Regions from separate parts of the Mus musculus genome. Here regions 2, 3 and 4 are each linked to region 1. The links are chromatin loops, found by intact Hi-C in ENCODE. Cell type or tissue: left cerebral cortex. All regions are shown on one strand. Links, peaks and the distances in the headings refer to the core of each region. The heading gives the core; the rest is flanking DNA. Region 1 holds the start of Cdk14 (cyclin-dependent kinase 14). Region 2 overlaps Cdk14 (cyclin-dependent kinase 14). Region 3 holds the start of Pttg1ip2 (PTTG1IP family member 2). Region 4 overlaps Cdk14 (cyclin-dependent kinase 14).

Evidence for each region. A loop is a pair of places that touch in the nucleus more often than their neighbours do. Peaks named below come from ENCODE experiments on the same cell type or tissue, not always from the same donor. Only the 100,000 strongest peaks of a DNase experiment are listed, where the experiment ranks them.
Region 2: it touches region 1 in a loop (7-fold over the local background); 10 of 42 quality-filtered maps call a loop at or near these places.
Region 3: it touches region 1 in a loop (2.8-fold over the local background); 9 of 42 quality-filtered maps call a loop at or near these places.
Region 4: it touches region 1 in a loop (7-fold over the local background); 25 of 42 quality-filtered maps call a loop at or near these places.

Annotation. Positions count from the first base shown.
Region 1 is chr5:5,378,393-5,383,274 of GRCm38, forward strand. Cdk14 (cyclin-dependent kinase 14) reads right to left here and starts at 1,859. Exons shown (of 15, transcript NM_011074.3): 1 at 1,643-1,859. The coding sequence starts at 1,733. In left cerebral cortex, for the core only: a CTCF peak has its summit at 2,325 (motif pointing left); DNase peaks (open chromatin) are centred at 1,175, 1,841 and 2,225; H3K4me3 peaks cover 1,885 bases.
Region 2 is chr5:5,264,819-5,269,700 of GRCm38, forward strand. All of the region lies in intron 2 of Cdk14 (cyclin-dependent kinase 14), which reads right to left. Among named protein-coding and RNA genes, the nearest start is that of Gm30151, 100 kb to the right of the region's middle. In left cerebral cortex, for the core only: a CTCF peak has its summit at 1,861 (motif pointing left); DNase peaks (open chromatin) are centred at 815, 1,198 and 1,862; H3K4me3 peaks cover 1,515 bases; H3K27ac peaks cover 1,748 bases.
Region 3 is chr5:5,475,116-5,479,997 of GRCm38, forward strand. It overlaps Pttg1ip2 (PTTG1IP family member 2), which reads right to left and starts at 4,028. Exons shown (of 7, transcript NM_001200025.1): 1 at 3,751-4,028. The coding sequence starts at 3,898. It overlaps Gm30325 (a long non-coding RNA gene), which reads left to right and starts at 4,052. Exons shown (of 5, transcript XR_868230.3): 1 at 4,052-4,154. In left cerebral cortex, for the core only: no CTCF peak of the experiment used is centred there; no DNase peak of the experiment used is centred there.
Region 4 is chr5:4,959,861-4,964,742 of GRCm38, forward strand. All of the region lies in intron 10 of Cdk14 (cyclin-dependent kinase 14), which reads right to left. Among named protein-coding and RNA genes, the nearest start is that of Fzd1, 200 kb to the left of the region's middle. In left cerebral cortex, for the core only: a CTCF peak has its summit at 2,263 (motif pointing right); a DNase peak (open chromatin) is centred at 2,279.

The DNA of each region.
Region 1 (4,882 bases), core at 411-4,410:
GCCGAGGAATCCAGGAAGCCCAATTAACTATAATATCTACTGCCAACACTGCAGTTAATCCAAACAGTACTGATTGGCCATCAAACCCTAAAATTATTTAAACATACAGGATTTTTATATTATTACCCTTGGTTTCTTACTGAGACTCAACTGCAATGAATTATTTAACACAAAACTGGAGGGGCTCCAACGGAATCATTAGCATTAGTAACTATCTAGCTAATGTGCTTTAGAACAGGCCCTAATGGACTCCAGAACCCGCCTGGGTGGTGTTTTGGGTCCAGCCCTGAAACATCCTTGTTAATAATGCACAGACTCCACACCTCACTCTCACACTCCTCTTGGCTTCAAACTTCACTTGAATGTAGGACTCCACACTCACAGGCCTAACTCAGAAAAATGAGTCTGTGTACATTCAACGCATGTAATAAGTAAAGGCACGACTAATATGACTTCTGCACATGATTTACAGTGTTCTCAGGAAAAGCAAAGTGTCAAACAAAATTGATAATAATAATAATAATAATAATAATAATAATAAGCTTGACTAAATATTTATCCATGTTTTCATAGTTCATTGTCCATACATGCAAACTGTCTTCAGACTGCAGACACTCACTGGCACATCAGGGCTTTAAGGAATTAGCTTATGATTAATTAATTAACTTTCACTAACATAACAGGTGAGCCAAAGGCCAGAAGGTATGCTGGGACACTCCCATGTGTTGGCTTGGGGCTTATAGGATTCCCTTGCTTTGCACAGTTACCTGTATCAAAGAAAGTTAAGGACCAAAGTTTAGGTAGCAGCTATGCCTCCAGGTTTACAGGCACTTTCTGCCACCAACACTCAAGATTCAACAAACCCATTCCACCGGACACAGCTGTCATCTTGCTGCAGCCTATAGCATGTATTCATTAAGTATCCTAAACATTCCTTGAGCGTTTTGTTTTGTTTTGTTTTGTTAATGCTGTGTGTTTATGCTCTGTTAAGTTGGTTGATTTTTTTTTTAAAGAAGACAATAGCCTCTGGACTGCACTAATGGAGCAAGTTCAGGAGACATATTCATAAATGTCTCCACAACTTCACAGCTCACCCTTCACCACAGCAGCTGGAAGGTTTCAAGACCTACAAACCGAACACCCAAACCTCCAATTATAGGACCCGGAGTACGGAACAAAAGGTCCCAAGGTATCTGTCCCACTTCCTCTAGGTTGAGTACATTAAACAACATCAGGCACATGTCAACGTTTCAACAATTCCCAAAGCTAAATTATTGGCTAAGCACTTAAAACCAACTCGCTTTAAGTAACCTAGGTGGCCACAGAAACCCGATGGCGGTGGGGACCGGGTGTTCCCTCTCCGGTTCACTGCGGGCGCCAAAGATACTATTGGCGGGGAGGAGGAACTCAAATTGGAGGCTTAAGACAGTCCACGAACGAAGCCCAGGTCCTGGGGGCAGAGGGATGGCCCTCCAGCTGGTCCCTGCCCTAGCCTGGAGTCCTCTCCTTCATCCCTGGTTCGCAGCTCACCCCGAGGTGGCAGCCGCCTGGTTGGTGCCCGGAGCACGGAGTGGGCGCGGGGACTGAGGGAGCGAGCCCCGGGATCGCCCGCAGGACACTGGGGACAGTCGACTACACTCACCGATGCGGCTGAAACTCTCGGACAAAGTTCTCCTCAACTTCTTCATCTTGCCGATCTTCTCGGCCGGCTGCGGTTCAATGAGGTCGCACATCTGGGCGGCGTAGGGCCCCGGCAACTTCGCGAAACTGGTCCAGCGCAGCGCAGCGCAGCGCAGACAACGGCGGGCGAGGGCGCGCGGCGCGGGGAAGGCGGCGCCTCGTCCTGCTCCTCCGCCTCCGCCTCCTCGCGGGCCGCGGGCGACGCGCAGCGCTCGCCAGGCTGCGGGGCTCGGGCCTGGGCCGAGGCTGGGCGCGCGGGGGCGTCTTACGTGGTGCCGGGGGCTGCCGCCATCCCCGCCGCCCGGGGGCCCCCGCGCTGCGCGGCCGCCCGCCGCATTTTCCCTCCTTTGTAAGCAAGAGCCGCGCGGCCGCGGCCGGAGATGGGGGTCCGCGGACGAGGAGGCGCAGGCGGCTGCGGACCGGGCGAGCGGGACAAGTTCCCCAGCCCGAGGGGCGGCGCTGCACGGAGACCTGCGACTGCCCTCGCCGGAGGCCTGGCGCCCGGGACCCCCGCGCGACCCCGCGCCGCGCTCCGGCTCCGAATCCGACTCCGACTCCCAGGCCTCCGCCGCCCTCCCGGACCCGCCGCGCCCGGGCGGCGCCCCCTCCCGGCCGCCCGCGCTCCGCCCGCCGCGGCCGCGCTCCTTCCGCGCGCTCCGGGACCGCAGCCCGCAGGCGGGCCAGTCCACCCGGTGCGGTCCGTGTTGGCCCACGACCCGGAAATGTTGGGGAGTGTCCGACGAGGTGCTCGAAGACCTTGGGGACGCATTCGGGTTTAGGATAGACTTTATGGCGTGGGGTGGTTGGTTTTAATTTGCAGGGAAAGTGGGTGCTCCAAAGGGCAGGAGAGGCCCCATTTTATTGGGGTACAGTGCAAAAGCTGAAAATGCTCCCCACCCCGGAACTTCTAGAAGTCAGGGCACCTGCGTTTTGCCTCAGCCCTGTCTCTGGGTGACAGGAATGTCACTGTGGGTGACTCCTCAGCAGGATACTCTGGTCATCGGTAAACTTACAACCTATTGTCACCTCCTTTCCCCACTTCAGTGAATGAACTTGAAAAGGATCTTAAGAGTGGCTTTTTTAAAAAGCCCCGGGACAAACAGTTCCGGCAGAAAACAGTCTTTTTTTTTTTCTAATAAATGAGGTGCTCCAAACGTCAGTCTCCCAGGGGAGGGTGAAGGAAGATGGGGGTTGGCCTGGTGTACTGATTATGGGCCAGCAAAGTCCTTATGAAAGAAACGTTAGTGATCTTGAGTCATCTGGCTGGGTAAGTAATAGGAGCTTTTGTGGGTGTGACAATGCTGTTTAGTTTAAAGGAAGTTTTGGGGAGTTTGTGTTTTGTCGAAAGATGTTTATCTTAAAACAAAAACTAGCCCCCTGCCTTCCTTAAATTGTGAGGTAGAACACTGATTTGTTCTGCCCTGTGCTGAGCACATTACAGGGTTTTGGTAGATTGCCACTGATAAAAAGCTGCTAGCTAGTCAAGCCAAGCCCCTAACAGGAGAGAGCCAGGAATCCATAGCAAAGTCAAGAGAGTTTAAACGCAGGGATGTTGGGTCCTGACAGCCATATCTCAGTAATTACAGAAAGCACCAACTGTGGCTTCATGCAGGAAAAAAAGTTTTATTGACATTTACCACTTGGTCAGACTAATTAGAAAATTAGCAGTTACAACTGAACTCACAGAGAGAGAAACAGAGACAGAGTGAGACACAGAGACACAGAGAGATAGAGACAAAGAGAAAAAAGAGACGGAGAGAGATCCAAACACTGATGCCTTCTTCCAGTCAACAAAGTTGAAAAAATAGCTAATGATAAAACCTTAGAGCGCTATGTATCTGCAGCTGTACTGCTGTCTCCTTTAGAAATGTCTGATCTGAGTACAGAGAGACACAGGCCCAGTGTCGTGGCTCAGTAGTGAGTGTTTGCAGCCGGCATGCTTTGTGTACGTGTGCTGTGCGTGTACCTGCACGTGCATGGGTGTGATAGCCTTTGTGTACATGTGCTGTGCGTGTACCTGCACGTGCATGGGTGTGATAGCCTTTGTGTACATGTGCTGTGTATGTGTACCTACACGTGCATGGGTGTGATAGCCTTTGTGTACATGTGCTGTGCGTGTACCTGCACGTGCATGGGTGTGATAGCCTTTGTGTACATGTGCTGTGTATGTGTACCTACACGTGCATGGGTGTGATAGCCTTTGTGTACATGTGCTGTGCGTGTACCTGCACGTGCATGGGTGTGATAGCCTTTGTGTACATGTGCTGTGCATGTACCTGCACGTGCATGGGTGTGATAGCCTTTGTGTACATGTGCTGTGTGTGTACCTGCATGTGCATGGGTGTGATAGCCTTTGTGTATGTGTGCTGTGCATGTACCTGCACGTGCATGGGTGTGACATCCTTTTTACCTTCCCAATATTTCTAATATTCTAAACTTTGAAAAGCCAGTTTACAATCTATGCATACAAAGCTATTGTTTGTGACCGTTTTTTAAAATAACATGAACTTGTGTCACTATATCTAGGGTTAGTAGGGGAAAACATTTAATATTAAGCTGTGGCAAAATATGCAAAATATATATATACATTTCTGAAATTTACGAAATTTCTGGAAACAAAAGGAGAAACTTAAGAGAATATTCTAGATGGGGCACAACTTTGTCCTTAGACGTTATACTTGAAAGTAGAATCTGAGTATTTTGCCCCCCAAATGCATTAATTTTATGTTGCAAAAATACTAACTTACAACATCATGGGTATTAATTTCCCTTTTCTGTCTCGACTCCAGACGTCCAGCCCTGTGCACTAAAGCAGAGCAGTACATCTGGCAGATGAGACCTGTGTCCAGTGACAAGCCAAGTGAACCCTGGCAACTGAATAGCCAGCTTTCTGCTCCATGTTTGTACGACACTGGCACGTTATGCAGGAAGCCTACAGAATAGAGAAGGAAATTAACTTCATGCTTTTGAGATATGTGTACTTCTGTTTAAGGGTTCAACGTGTGTGTGTGTGTGTGTGTGTGTGTGTGTGTGTGTGTGTGTGCGTGCGTGCGCAACATCTGAAGACAAGGACATAAGCTTATCTAGGGACTAATTGGCAAGTGCTGACTCAACCAAATTCACCAGTGCAATGTGGTAGGCCGGAAGAAGTTGGCTGTGGATCCAGGATGCATGAGTTTTCATTCCTGTTCCATCAATATGT
Region 2 (4,882 bases), core at 322-4,321, 110 kb before region 1:
TCTTGTATGCAGGGGTTCTCCATCAGCATCTATAATGCTAACAGCCCACTAGTAGAGCTAGCTGGCACTTCAAGCAGAACTGCATGAAGAATTATCACTTCTATGCAGGAGAGCAAAACCATTACAGGTATAAAGATGCCAAGTGGCAACACCCTGACCTCTACTCAGAAACACACACTCAAAGCAGGTGCATGTCAGGGCTCGAGGAGGAGAAGGGGTAAGGTGATCAGAGAAGCAGCCCCGGATTTCTAGTATAGTAGAGATATCAATTCTACTCAGACCCAATCCAGCTAAATTCACAGACATCAGTTTACCCAAAGGAAAAGTGGTCTCCCGTCCTTCAGTTGATTGACTCAGAGGGCATTCAGCTAAGCATAGCCAGGCAAAACCATATGCAAGATCTCTTTAAGCTATAAAAAAAAAAAAAAAGGTAGACTAGTTTCCAAAGAAATCAGACTCGGCTATGGCAAAGAAGCAGTCACTGAACATTTTCTTCATCTTATCTGCTCCTGGTGTTTACAAACTCCAGGCAATAGCCTTGGGAGCCTCCGGGGATTCGCTGAGTAACCCCGTCGGATCCTTAATTTAAATACCCCATTATCAATCTCTGCTGGTTTTGGCAGTTAAATAGAATCGACTGAGTGGCATGACATGCACAGAATGAATCCTTTTCAAGTTGTAAACGAGTGAGTCAGGATTCAGACTTGCCGAGATGCTCCAAATTAAAGCCCTTGCTATGATTCAGGCATGCTCTGTCTTACCGTTTATGCTGTTGTCTCTCTTGAGCCGGATTCACCTGGAACTCCTTAACATATCTCTAGCAATGTGTTTGCACCAAGCCAGCCTCAGACAGCAACTGAATTCACATCTTTCTGCACTAGCAAGCTGAAATGGTACGGCCGTACTACAACCAAGAAAGGGGGAAGCACAAAAAATTCCAGAGATCACCCAGAGAAGCTGATCTCAGTGGAGCAAGACCAAAAACAAAAAAACAAAAAAACAAAAAAACAAAACAAAAAACGTTTCAGAAGAGCACAAAGAACATGCTAACAGTCGGTCTTGAAAGCTTTAATAGGTCAATTTTTTTTTTCCCTAGAATGATCTCTTTTCTTCCTCCAAACACGATGGACTTGCCTGTGGGGTTCCCAGGAAGGCAGAGTGAGCGGGCTCTGCAGCAGCATTGCAGCCAGAGGAACCACGCATATGCTGTCCAGGCAATCCACTACACCCTGTCTCTCCAGAAAGATATTGATTTGCAATGCAGTGCTGCTTCAAAAGCATACAGAACGGGAGGCAGACAGCTCGCGGTAATTGCACATGAGGAAAAACATTTAATCAAAGGGATGCACTTTATCCTGCTCAATTCAATTTTTAAAGGCACTAGAGAAAGCCAGAAAGTATCCTGAGTGACAGTGCCATTAAATCATCATCTGAGGTCCTAGAGAAGGCCAAGTTTAGGCTACCAGCGTTCATGTTACAAATGCTTGGGAAATGGTTTGATGTGTCTATATGCATAACGTTTGTCATATGTAAATGAGGCATAATGAGGACTCTAAAATTACCATGCACCAAATGCAGGAGGTTAGATTTTTTTTTTTTTTTTTTTTTTTTTGCACAGGTGTAGCACTTACTGAACCAAAGTGACAGTTGCATAATTATGAGCCTGAAGAATTACTGATGGGCTTAGGACCCATGACAGCATCAAAAAACAAAACAAAACAAAACAAAAATCCAAAAAACAAACAAACAAAACAAAACAAAACCCTGCAAACCAGGGCATGCAATCTTTAAGTAAATTGTGCCAAGTCATGCCAGAGGGTACTGGGTGGCAAAGGAAAACTAACTGCTACTCTCTTAGCGCCCCCTACAGGAGAGAGGCTGATCTCTCCCTCATACTTGAACTAGGATTTTCTATGCCTGGAAAGAGAAGCACCATGGTTCAAAAATTAGAGTAAGGTACAGCAAAACTGAAAAATAACTTACAGAAGAAATTTTAAAATAACATGGTAATCTATAATTATAAATATTCAATTTTATGGTAAATTTAGTAATGAGAGACGGTAACTACTGTGCTAATGGTGAGTGGCCAGTACTCCCCAGGCGCTGGGCTTGAGTCTGTGTGTTGCCAGAGGCTGAGGAAGAGACCATTCACCCATCACAGCCCAGTGGATACAAATGAAACACTTCTCCTTCATAAGACGTCATCCTCATCACTCCAAATATCACCTGAGAAATAATCAACTTGATTTTTTTTCTGCAACATGAAAGAAAAAATAAAATATAAAAAAATAAAATTTTCATTTAAATAAAAACTATTATGTGCTTTTTTCTTTATCAAAGCTAAGAAATAAACACTTTTGGGGGAGGGGTGCGTATGCATAAATATGCTTTGGCAAGCCACAAGTCAAGTTCAGATGCTGTTTCTCGGAAGCTGTCCACCTTTTTTTTTCCCCCTCAGTTTCTCACTGGTCTAAACCATTTCCCCAGAGCTAAGGTAATAAAACCTCATGTGCTGCCATGCCAGGCTTTACACAGGTTCTGGTATTGCATGGCAAACACTTTTCTGATGAAGGTAGCTGCCCACCCCAAGTTTTTCCCTAATATCAGAAAGTATTTTAATTGTGTGAACCACGTGCCTGAAGAGTAGTGGTCGTCCAAAACATCTTTAAGGCCTTGAGATTCTCGATAGGGTTGCTCATCCTTCCAATGCACAAACTCTTCTTTGGCAAAGCCAACACTGCTTCAAATCTGAATCATGTAGGATTTAATTATCTGTCACATCCTAAAATGCTCTTTTATTATTGCTACTGTCCCCATTTTAAGGCTCTGAGTACAAACCATGCCAATCACCGGCTTTTTTCATTACTCTGTAACACAAAGCGAGGCCTCTAAAAACATTGATTAATTCTTAAACTAACTCATCAATTTTTCCCAACTCCATGTTTTGGGTCTAAAATTATCTTAGGTAAACTCCTTCCCACAATTCAATGCTTAGGTTCCATGTCAGCTTAGTCACTTGGCCACAACAGTTCTTATGGTTTGTTCTTCCTGAAACTGTGGGTGAACTAATGTGGTATGCAAAGGGTTAATGCGACAAACCATAAAAATAACAAAACAAAACAAAACAAAACAAAACAAAACAAAACAAAACAAAACACCTCTCTATTTACTCCACAAGCATGCACTTGTATACACAGCACTGTGAACAGCTACATACATTCTCTACATCCAAGGAACTAAAGGAATGATGACAAATAAAGTGCCTACTATTCACAAGGACCTGAGACATATAACAGGTCATATTAATGTCTTAACATTACAGACATATAAACGCATAGCAAGCAAGACATGAAATTATCTGTAATAATCAAATACCAAAATTAAATTTGCAAGTAGATTAGGCTAAATCTAACTCAAAAAGAAACTTCAGATAATGATTTCAAACACTTATAAAAGCTATCCGAAAATGATTCTAAATAAGTAAAACAAGTTATAATAATGTAATAAAACATGCTTATTATTCTTCTAACAGAAGGTCTCATTATGTAGCCCTGGATGGCCTTCAATGGTCCATGTCTGCCCTCAAACATTTCATCCTCATGCCCCAGACGCCAAGCATCCCTGGCGATGTAAGTTTTTGACATAAGCTCCCTGCTGTATCTCAGGAGACTCTTTAGAGTAAGTAACATAAATCTGAGGAGCCTGGGCTCTGCTTGGATGGGAAAAGCACGTGAGCAGCCACGTGAAGCCTCAGCCGGAAGCTGGCTGAGCCGATGGCCAAGCACAGTGGCAGCAAGAAGGTTCAACAGTAGAGCTTAAATGGTCGTGTGTCGCGTACCAGGAAATCGGGCATTTTATCCCATGGGAAATGGTGGTTGCCTTGATTCAAAATGTCCATCTTAAGGGAATTATAGACAGATAGTGGGCTAGGTGGGGCTTTTCAGTTTTTAACAAGGAACTGGTATAGAAAATAAATCTGGACAAGGAGGAAAGGGAAGACATTCTGGAAGCAAGGACAAATTTCTGGACAAGACCGTAAAGAAGGCAACGGAATTAGGGGGTGGACAGATAAAGAGGTGTTTCAATGCTTGCTATTGACTGGACTGGACATGAGGCCCAGTAAAATGGGGGGAGCTCAAGTTTAGTCCTGAAATTCTAACATCACAAGGAGAAAGTGGGGGCATAAACAACCAACGGATACGAAGGAAAGGCGGCCGGTGGAGAGGAAGAGGTGTTCTGGCAAAGGCATGTGTGCGTTCATGCTCAACAGCACACGGCTTGCTACATGCCTTCACTCATTCCCCTAATATCTGGGGTGAACCAAGGTGCTAGTCCACCTACTTCTAAATCAAAGGAAAATGAAGCCAGAGATAAATGCTTGCAACCAGCCTCAGTCCACCTGAAACTAGAAGATAAACCATTTGTTCCTCAGGCAGGCAGCCATTGGCTGGGCCTGAAGAGCAAGGGCTCCAGGCAGGGCTGGGCGCACTGACTGTGCAGAACTGAGCCTGTTCAGTCAAGCCAGCCATTTTCCACTTCCTCAATGCTGACAACTGCTACAGCCATCTTCACCGTTGCTCTTCTCTCTGCCCTACCACGGTTCTGACCTGCCAATCACTGGCCCACTCTGCTGGCCCTAGCTCTACTTAACTGGACTTCAGCAACTACCTCAGCATAATCTTTCCTCTCCATCCCTAGCCTGCTGCCCTAGCTCTGCACATTAATTTGCTTTGTTCTTCTATTTATCTTCACACAAGAACCCCACCACCACCACCCAAGAATCAGGGGCTTCTCTATGTTAGTCCTGGGTCTTCCTGACACTTTATAAATTGCAGAAGAGCTGCTGGTGACAGGAGTATAAACAAAGTCTGGGGGAGGGTAC
Region 3 (4,882 bases), core at 565-4,564, 97 kb after region 1:
ATCTTGCCACAGATGGGGGTTACGGATGTAGGCTACCATGCGGTGATGCTTTACACGGGTTCTCCTGATCCCTGATCGTAGTCCTTACACTTGTATGTCAGGCGCTTTACCCGCTTCACATCTTCCAGGTCCCAGTCTAGGTCCTTGGGTTTATGTCTTCTGATTGGTTCCTTCCATAAAATCACATTTTTCTTGATTTCTAGAGCATCACTTTATCCTAGATTTTGTGGAATCTTGTTGCCCACTCTTTCAAGTCCTGTGCCAGTTTCTTCTACTCCATAATGTTGCTGATCCAGCAAATCTCATCTTCTTCTATGAGGGATACAATTACAAATGTCTAGAAACACCTGACCTTAATATTTGTGTCTAATTAACTATGGACCAAATCAAAACTTCCTTTTTATTGCCATTGCAATAAATAAATTATTGTTACTTAGGGAAGAAATTTTTTTCAAGAACAGCTAAGAGGAAAAAAAAGATAAACAATATTCTATTTACTAAATTCCTAGATGCTGAGAACTTGAAACTCTGATATTGCCACTTAAAAGTTAAGGGGCGTTCCTAGATATATAGCTTGCTTCTGCAACTGCTCTAGAACATGTGGGCACCTCGTATGCTTAGGAGCTACAGCAGCTGTCAATGCTGATAGCCTTGTCTAGGATATAAATATCTTCTATTGTCTGTTGATATTTTCTCAGAATAAAGACCTTTCCCACCCAGACTGAAAGGACTTAAGTAGCTATTCACGATAATTAATTCCCCCATCCTCTCTCCTAAGATCTTGAAGATAGGGTTGCTTAAATTTGTGAACTACTAAAACTTAATTCTCTTCAAAGGACAAAAAAGGTTACGATTTTCAACCTCCTCTTGTTTTTCATTTAGTATATTCCAGGAGTGAATTCCTTCATAGAAATCTTTTATGCTTTCCTCACTAGTATTTTTTTTTTATAACACTATGAGGGAATCTTACTCTTAAACTCAGAAGCAAAATTAAGGACAACTGTAGTATAACACCTGATAGCTCCAGACATGCTAACAGCAGCCCAAACGACCTGCCAAGTGCTCGCAGAAAATGTTTTTTGTGTTATCTAGGAAACAGCAGTTCCAAACTAAGGTTTTTGCAATGCAAGGATTCCAGCCAACTCCTACCACAGCATCTACAGAGCTATGCTGAGAAGGTGTTATTGATTAACCACCCTGCCTCCATCTTAAGCTTAGAAGCCATGTTTTAGTAGAGACAAACCGGGTTCATTCATGTTTATGATTAAACTCTGGTTCTCAAGGATTGAGCTATGCCTGATCTGTCAACTTAATTATAAATGGTCCTGTACTGCCTGTTCCAGGAAATGACAACTATGCCTTTGTTTCAAAAGATGATTCTGACCACCTGCGGTTATGACCACCTTATGCCCACCTTATAGCCATGACTGTTTCAGAGCGTTATGACTAAGTTGTTCTGCTTCTATAGCCCTGCCTGGTTCCCTACCAAATCCCCCAGTTAGAACCCTCTGTGTCTGAGGTTTAAAAACCTTGTTTTCCTCATGTCCAGTGTTGACCTGTCGAACTCCACCTTAGGGGGAGGCAGCCCATGTACATGAATAAGAACGCTTGCGTTATTGAATTGCTTGCTTTAATTATATGGGTCATGATGAGTTGTGTCAGTGACCTTTCTCCTGTCATCTTTGGGACTAACAGCTCTGGCCCTCACAGGCAGGGATCATATATAGTATATAGAAGTTGTTACAGAAGGCAAGTCATCATTTTTCACTGTGAGATCACAGTTCTCAGGGGTGATTTGAGTGAGGGAATGGGGCAGAGAGTGAAATTCAGAAGGCCTTTGCAAAGGCTACAAAGTTAGCATATGAAAAGAACAAGGTGGCAAAAATGAAGGCCAGAACAGCCTCCTTCTAATCCTTTCCCTTACTCCAATCTCTAGAGACCAGGAGACCAAGGCCAACTAGATTAGCATAGGTGGAGAGGCACTCTAGAGAGCCTAGATTATTACAATACCAACACGGTCTCCTGGATGGCATTGAGAAGCTAATGAGACATGAAGCACACAAAGCTGTGCATAGAACTGCATCAGGAGAGGAAAACCTACACTCTGCAGATGACACCCCAAACCATGTGCTAGCTGGTGTAAATACCCCAACTCTTTTCAGCTTGAAGTGCATCTTTTCTTAACAAACTAACTGTCCCTGCCTTTGTTGGAAAATGTTCTCTGCCCCAATGCTGCACTTGATCTGTTGACTTCCCACATAAATGTGTAATTTGTCAGATGTTCTTTCTTAAATAGTGCTTTTGCTGTATCCATTTTAAAAACATATTTTAGGTAAACAAGAGGTCATTAGTGTGTCATCATGGTTTGTTGAACTTCGTGCCAATATAAAATGCCACAGGCTCTTTTACTTGATTTTTAACTTGAAATCTCTCTATTTAATTTTAAAATTGCTATGCTTTTTGTTTAAGCTCAAGAGCAATCTTATTCATGTTTAAAAGGAAATGAACAGTGGCTGGAGAGATGGCTCAGTGGTTAAGAGCACTGACTGCTCTTCCAGGGGTCCTGAGTTCAATTCCCAGCAACCACATGGTGGCTCACAACAACCTGTAATGGGATTCAATGCCCTCTTCTGATATGTCTGAAGACAGCACAGTGTACTCACATACAATAAATAAGTAAATCTTTAAAAAGGAAAAGAACAAAACAATGCCCAAGGGAGGGAAGCTATAAATCTCAGTAGTTGGCCAAAGAAGGACAATGGAGAAAAGAAGGAAAAAGGACATGCTATTTGATCCAGCATGGAGGTCAGATACATGGCTGACACACAGCCTCACAGTGGGAATAGGAGAGGCCTTAGAGAAGTCAGGAGCCCAAAGTGTTGGGGAAAGCACGCTTATAAAAAAGAGATGTAAAGAGTTCAGGAGAAGTGGTCAGACTTGAGATTCACGCGTGCAGCTTTGTGAGCTGCTGCACCTGGGCAGGTACTCTGGGAAAACAAATTACATCATTTCAGGAAGGGACTAAGTGTTTTGTCTCTCTCTCTAGCTTGGCTTCCTAGGGATAGCCCCTTGGCCTGATGGATAGCCCCCTCAAATGGAATGCTGGGTCTCTACCCAAGCCATAAATTCCAACCTCTTGACCAGAAGTAATTTTTATCTTAATCTGTCTTTCCTGGTAACCCTAAAATCACATAGGAACCAGAATAAGTATGAGAGGTCCCCCAAGCAACATGTCTGGCCTCTGGCAATGAGGGAGTTGTCAAGATGGAGAAAATGGTCACTTTTCTTTGAAGTTCTTTTTTTTATTTTTTTTATTTTTTTTTTTATTTATTTATTATATGTAAGTACACTGTAGCTGTCCTCAGACACTCCAGAAGAAGGCATCAGATTTCATTACGGATGGTTTGGGAGCCACCATGTGGTTGCTGGGATTTGAACTCGGGACCTTCGGGAGAGCAGTCAGTGCTCTTAACACTGAGCCATCTTGCCAGCCCTGAAGTTCTTTTTATATTAAAACGGGTAGCCAGTTTATACCTCCAGCTCTCATCAATACAGTTTAGGTAGTAAAAGGAAGAACAAGTCCAATATTAACAAGATTTCCCCCAAAACATAAAGCTCCCTTAAACATGTCTTACCACCACCACCAAAAGGCAAATTTTGAAACGGACAATTGAGCCAGTCAGGATACCCCAACCAAAAAGCCAGTGGGGTACAGCCATAGCACTGTGCCTGATTTCACAAGTCACTCACCCTTTTCAACGTATTTTGCTTCGATTTTCCGCTTCCAGTGATGGTGGGTTTTAGTCTTATGGTCAGATAAGTTGAAAATCAGCTGGATGAGAGCTACAGAGAGGAAAACGGGCAGGAGGATGTGGCTCCATGCCCTCAGCCAGCACATGGCTCCTCTCCCCCTTTGGGTACCGGACTAGACAGGATAATCCTGCTCAGGGAACCTGCCCAGCCCTGGGCGCTGGGCCCTCCTGTTCTGACCCTTTCATGCCAGCATAATTAGCAGAATCTTAGAATGTTCTGGCTAGAATAAGAACTTCAAGATCACACTCCGGGTGTGCACTAGTCTCAAGCCCTGAATACCACGTGCAGTTTGTCCGCTGGACTTGATCAAGGTCTCTTTCTCTGCCCTCAAAGCCTACTTGGTTTGTTTGTTTTGTTTTTCTGACATATTGTTGATTTTTGATGAAAGGACTAAGTTCTAATTTCCAATGTCCATAATATATAAAGTGGTTTGCCATTCAGGATAGCATGCCTCAGATATAAATGAATCTCTACGATCTTACCCTGCTCGGTGTGGTACACAGGAGGCTGTGAAACTCACTGTCTGAAAACTTCTAGTCCTGCCCTTGACTTGGCTGGGACAGTTGGTGTGTTCTAATGCAGTTGGTCAACATATGGTGTGTTTTAGGTAGTATACAGATGAACCTCTTATTTTCATAATCTTTTAGTAGTTAAAATATACAATGACAAGGATATAAACTTTCCCCTTTAAGGTAAATCTATGTTTTAAAAAAATGAACTTTCAGATATATAATAATTGTACACAATTAAAGGACAAGGCAGGCATTGGGGGAGGTTGATCCAGAACGACTGGGCCTGGAGCACTCCTGACTCCGTGTGAGCATGGAGAGTGAACGCTAAGTGATGGGAGACGATGGCAATGTGTCCTTCAGCAATGACCATTCTGTTTGTTTTTAAAAATGGATGATGGAATGGTTTCCCATATTCCTCACATATTTATGATCTATATTGTGACTTACTAATGAAGTATCTACTATTGACCCGTAAGAAAGGAGGAAAGACATGATCAAGAATTCGGTTTTTTCCTTGTCTATTAGGCAGACATGAAACAGAGCACTGTTTGCTGTAA
Region 4 (4,882 bases), core at 289-4,288, 420 kb before region 1:
GATTAAATTTTAGCAAGTGTTTACTTTGCACTCTGATTTCTTTGTTTGTTTTCTCTTTTACTTTCTATTTCTTTTGCCTATCAAGTCTACGGCATAAAGTGGGCACTAAATATCTATTGAATAAACTACATAGACTTGAACTGGTATCAGGAGGAGCCCATGACTGAACTCAGTCGCCTTCAAAATAAAGGCTGTACAAGGTGTGTGTTTCCCATGCTATTTAACTCTGTACTCCTAAAGAACAGAAACGAATGCTCTCGTTTCCTTCTAAAAACCGGACAGCCAGGTGACTGAAGAGAAAGGCTGCGTACAGGGCTCCAGGGAAGAAGGTTTAGTACGTGTCCACACTTGTCCACAAAGAGCATCCACCTTCCATCGCCTGAGTGTCATCGCCACGTGAAATGCAGGACAGGACCACTAAGGCTGTCCCTTTACATAGGGGACTAGGTGAAGCCAAGAATTCCTATGAAATTACTCTAAACATGACAAAGTTCATCCCGTGAGAAATTCATTGATTATATTTTACACAAACTGCAAATGCAATGGGCCCTCTTTCTGAATGCAGTGGCAAGGAGCTGCACTGTAACTTGCGCAGTGTATGTCACCTTTAGCGTAGTTGGTTGTTATTCCCTGATGCACCTTGCTGCCCCCGAGAAGCACAGGGAAAGGCTGCTGAGCTACAAAGTGGCTCAGTTCAAGAGCAGATCACTTGGCAAGGAAGACAACGGTCTTGGTCTCAAGAGCTGAACTTCCTGGCTCCCAGAGGACCGGGAAGTCTCCAGGAATCCCCTTTGTCATTCTTTCCCTTTCAGCACACACATATATGAAAATGTGTCTGGGCGGGTATGTATCGTGTAAGTGTACCCATATATACACACCAGCCCCCTCTTCAGCATTTCATCAGTGACTTGACGTGGAAATAGAGGAATTGTGTAGCTGGCCTTTGCTACTTTGTGGGTTCTTCTTTTTTCCACCCTTTATCCCCTCGGTTTCACTCCCTAATACTAGATAGGAGAGAAACAAGGATAGAATAAAAAGAAAGCCCTGCATCTAACTTATTTCTTTGGTTTTTCTTTGGCTATGGCTACTAACAAGCCTCAACCAACCTCCCTTAATGACCAACTACCACCTCCCCTGCATCTCGGGAGCCTAGCATCTATGCATCTTCTGGAAACTTCCCAGAATTCCAAAGGTTACACAACTGCAGAAAATTATCTGCAGTTGTCAAGACCACACTTCTGTTAGCGCACTGGGCAAGTCATAGTCAGCTGCTGTGGATAACGAAGCAGCCCCACACCCCTACACCAGGGATTAAAACAAAAGCACATTCTTATAATATTTCTGTATTTTCAAAAGAAACCAAAATCCCAGAATTCTCAAAAAATGTCACTACAGAGCTGTTTTACACTTTTAGATGAACAGAGCAGAGGAGGTTGGTGGGCTGGGGATATAGCTCAGGGTGTGCAGTATGCACTCAGCATGCACAAGACCCTAGCTTAAATCACAAATGCCCCCCAAAGTGGTGAGGGTGCTTAATATTTAGCAAAGCAGAAACAACTGTCCACCCAGTGCAGCGGAAGCTGGCGACAATACGCGTAAAGGCCAGGCCTCATGCTCTACTCAGTGCTCCATGATGGAAAGAGACATAAGCTACACTAAAAACAAAAGCCCATGCTGAGCCCCTGATGCTTGCACTTGGTATCCACACTGAACATGGGAGTGGCCAGCGACTTTTTCTAATCAAATGAATACAAGGAAGGTAAGATCTCAATTGTTGGGTCAGTTGATAACTCCCATTGGGTTAAAAGTCCTATTTGCTTACTGGCTTTTTGGAAGCAAACAGCTATGGTCGGAAGATTTAGAGACAAGAAGCTGTGGTTGACCTAAGCCAACAGCCAGCAAAAAGCCTAGCCAGTCATCACTCCAATAGCCAGCTGGAAACTGTTTCCAGCAACCACATGAACTTGGATGTCTACCCTTATCCAGTTACCTTAGTTAAACTTGCAAGCCCTAGCAGATTCATTGATTGTATCTTTGTGAAATCAGGAAGCAGAGGAAACATCTTGTCCAAGTCTGGAAACTCCCAACCCACAGAAATTTTGAGGCAATAATCATGCATTGATTTGGTAAGATTTTGGTGATGCTGTTACACAGCAAAGAAGAGCTTGGGCTGTGTCTGGTGTGAGGAATATGGCAGTAGGAGATCCTGCACAGGAAAATGACTGAAGAAAGAAAAGGCAGAGAGCATTACATAGAAACGACCAGTAGGGGGAGCCTAGAGACCGAGCAGTAAAAGCTGCCTAAGCACGGGCCTCAGACAGGGGCTGGAATTACTCGCTGGAGGCTCAGCTGCACTGGATTGAAAGGGAGGATGTTTCCAAATATTTGCAGTGTTTTCACCATGGCCAACGTCTAGATGGAAAGGAACCCGAGTAAGGAAGTAAGTGCAGCTTCTGGAAACTGCGCAGTACAGAATCAGATAGCAATGGTGAGGCTCAGCAGAGCTGGCCACACCACGGACTCCTCTATAAGCATGGAGAAAATATCCATTAAAACAACAAGACAAAGGAGACTATGAAGATATCCATGCAAGTATGGGGACTTGGCATGTGCTGGGAAGGCAGAGACACGTAATCCCTGAGGACTGCTAGGCGAGCTGTACAGGCGAGCTGGCGAGCTCCGGTCTTAGTGAGAGACGCTGTCTCCACCTACAAGGTAGAGACCGAGGAATGACAGTCAACATCTACCTTTGTCTGTTATGCCCATGTGAACACATGTATACATGCAATCATGTACATGCGCATATACACAGATGCACAAACAGATCAAAATGAAGGAGAGAGCTGAGGAAATATCTCCGTTAGCAAAGTACTCGCTATGTGAACATGACGACATGAGTTAGATCCCAAAACCCAGTTAGATGTGGTAGTTCCATGTTTGTAATCTCTGTGCCAGGGAGGCAGGAACAGGAGGCGAGATCCCTTGGGCTTGCTGGCCAGCCAGTCTGGTTTGCCTGAGTTCCAGAGACAGACCATGTCTCAAAACTCCAAGGTGGAAGATTCCTGAGGAATAACAATTGAGGTCCTCTGGCCTCCACACGTACACGTACACGTACACACATGAACGAAGTACACACATGAACGTGTACCAATGCATAAACTGCACACACTTGTGCGTGTGCACATGCTCTCTCTCTTGTGTACACACACACACACACACACACACCCCAAAATATTTACTGAGATATTCACACTCCAAACAATCACTTTAACTGGCCCAAAGGAGAGCAAAGATATGTCAACTATCCTAAACTCACAGATAATATGCTAGGCCTGGGGCCTCTGACTGCCCCAGTCTAACTACCTAACCCACCCTCAGGGGCTTCTGATAAATGACTTGTAGATTTGATTGATTGCCTAAGTCTGGGTCCAGAGGCCACAAAAGATTTGCAGAAGAGAGACCAAACAGCTGTTAGAAAACCCGAGGAGAAACACAACCAACCAACTTAAAAATTATTTCAGAAAATGTCTTGTAGAACCAGAGTCCTCCAACTAGAGCAGCTCACTTAAAATATTTTGTTTCCATCTTCTCCAGTGTCTCCATCTTTCTCTTCCCTGTTGCTTTGAATGCCTGTCTGCTTAAACGGGATGCCCTCACTGCTTCACTGTTGTCTCAGTGACTGCTTTGCAGAGTGAGTGAGTTACTGTAACAGGGCCTCAGACAGGATGAGATGTGCAATGAGATGTGCAGGCAGCAGCCAGTGGGACAGCTCTGCACTGGGGGTGGGGGTGGGGGTTGAGCATAATCTCCATACAAATGCAGCCTGCCCACTGGAGCACCACAGCAGAGCTTCCAAGGGACCCAACAAAAGGATCTGGGGACAGGAGCACTAGATAGGAGCTCGGTTACTCACTATGTATTCCTTCAAGTAGCAGCAGTGTGGGGGCAGGTGGAACTGTGTCACCAGGCAGAAAAACTGGTAAGGTCAAGTTGATGAAGGAACCGGGATTCCTGTCCTGGAACACAGTGACCACCAAGACATCCCACTAAGAGGACCAGGACAACTGGTCAGGTAGCGCAGAGCCCAGAGCTCTCCATACTAATGAGGTATTTAGATGGCTTGGACTTGAGGGCTTAGCTAATAAATACTTTTTGCACGAAGCAAAAAGTATTTAATCTCTGGTCCACTCTGAGTAAGTTGTATACATCCATTTTCTATCATGAATAAACACTTTGGACAAGCAAGGACTCTCCTTCCTCAAAGACCACCAATTGAGGAAGTCTTAGTCAATACAGAGCCATGCTAAGTCTCCTGCTGAAGGCCTCTCTGCACTCCTGACACCCACTCTGGGCTAAGCAGGATTTCCTCCACCCCACTCATCTCAGGCCCATGGTTACCCCCACCCCTCTTTCTCAACTACTTGCAGTTCCTAGCAGCATTTGAGTACCCATGCATTAGAGAACTGCAGCCTGGCCCCAGCCTGCACCGTTTCTCACCCAGAGAAGCTCCGGCCGGGGCCCCTATCTTATGCTATGTTTCACCTCCCCTGAACAGCATGCCCCATGAGCCCAGCACCCAGATGATGGTGAGAAATGAATGTAGCCTCAACCTCTGCACTTCATCTCCCCGAATGGTGTTCACACACCCCAGTGGTGAGGTGACGCGCAGAACCACACAGCATCAGGGTGGCTCTGGAGTTAGAAGCTACAACAGCACAAACGCCAATGGATTCTGAGAGTATGGGTCTGAGAGCCCCTGCTTAGCAAGACTCATTCTAACAACCTGCCACCCTTAAGCTAGAATGCACAAGCAGGGCAGAGGCGGTCATGGCCACGGGTGCACCCTCACCAACATGAGATTATTTGTTCAGACAGCACCTGG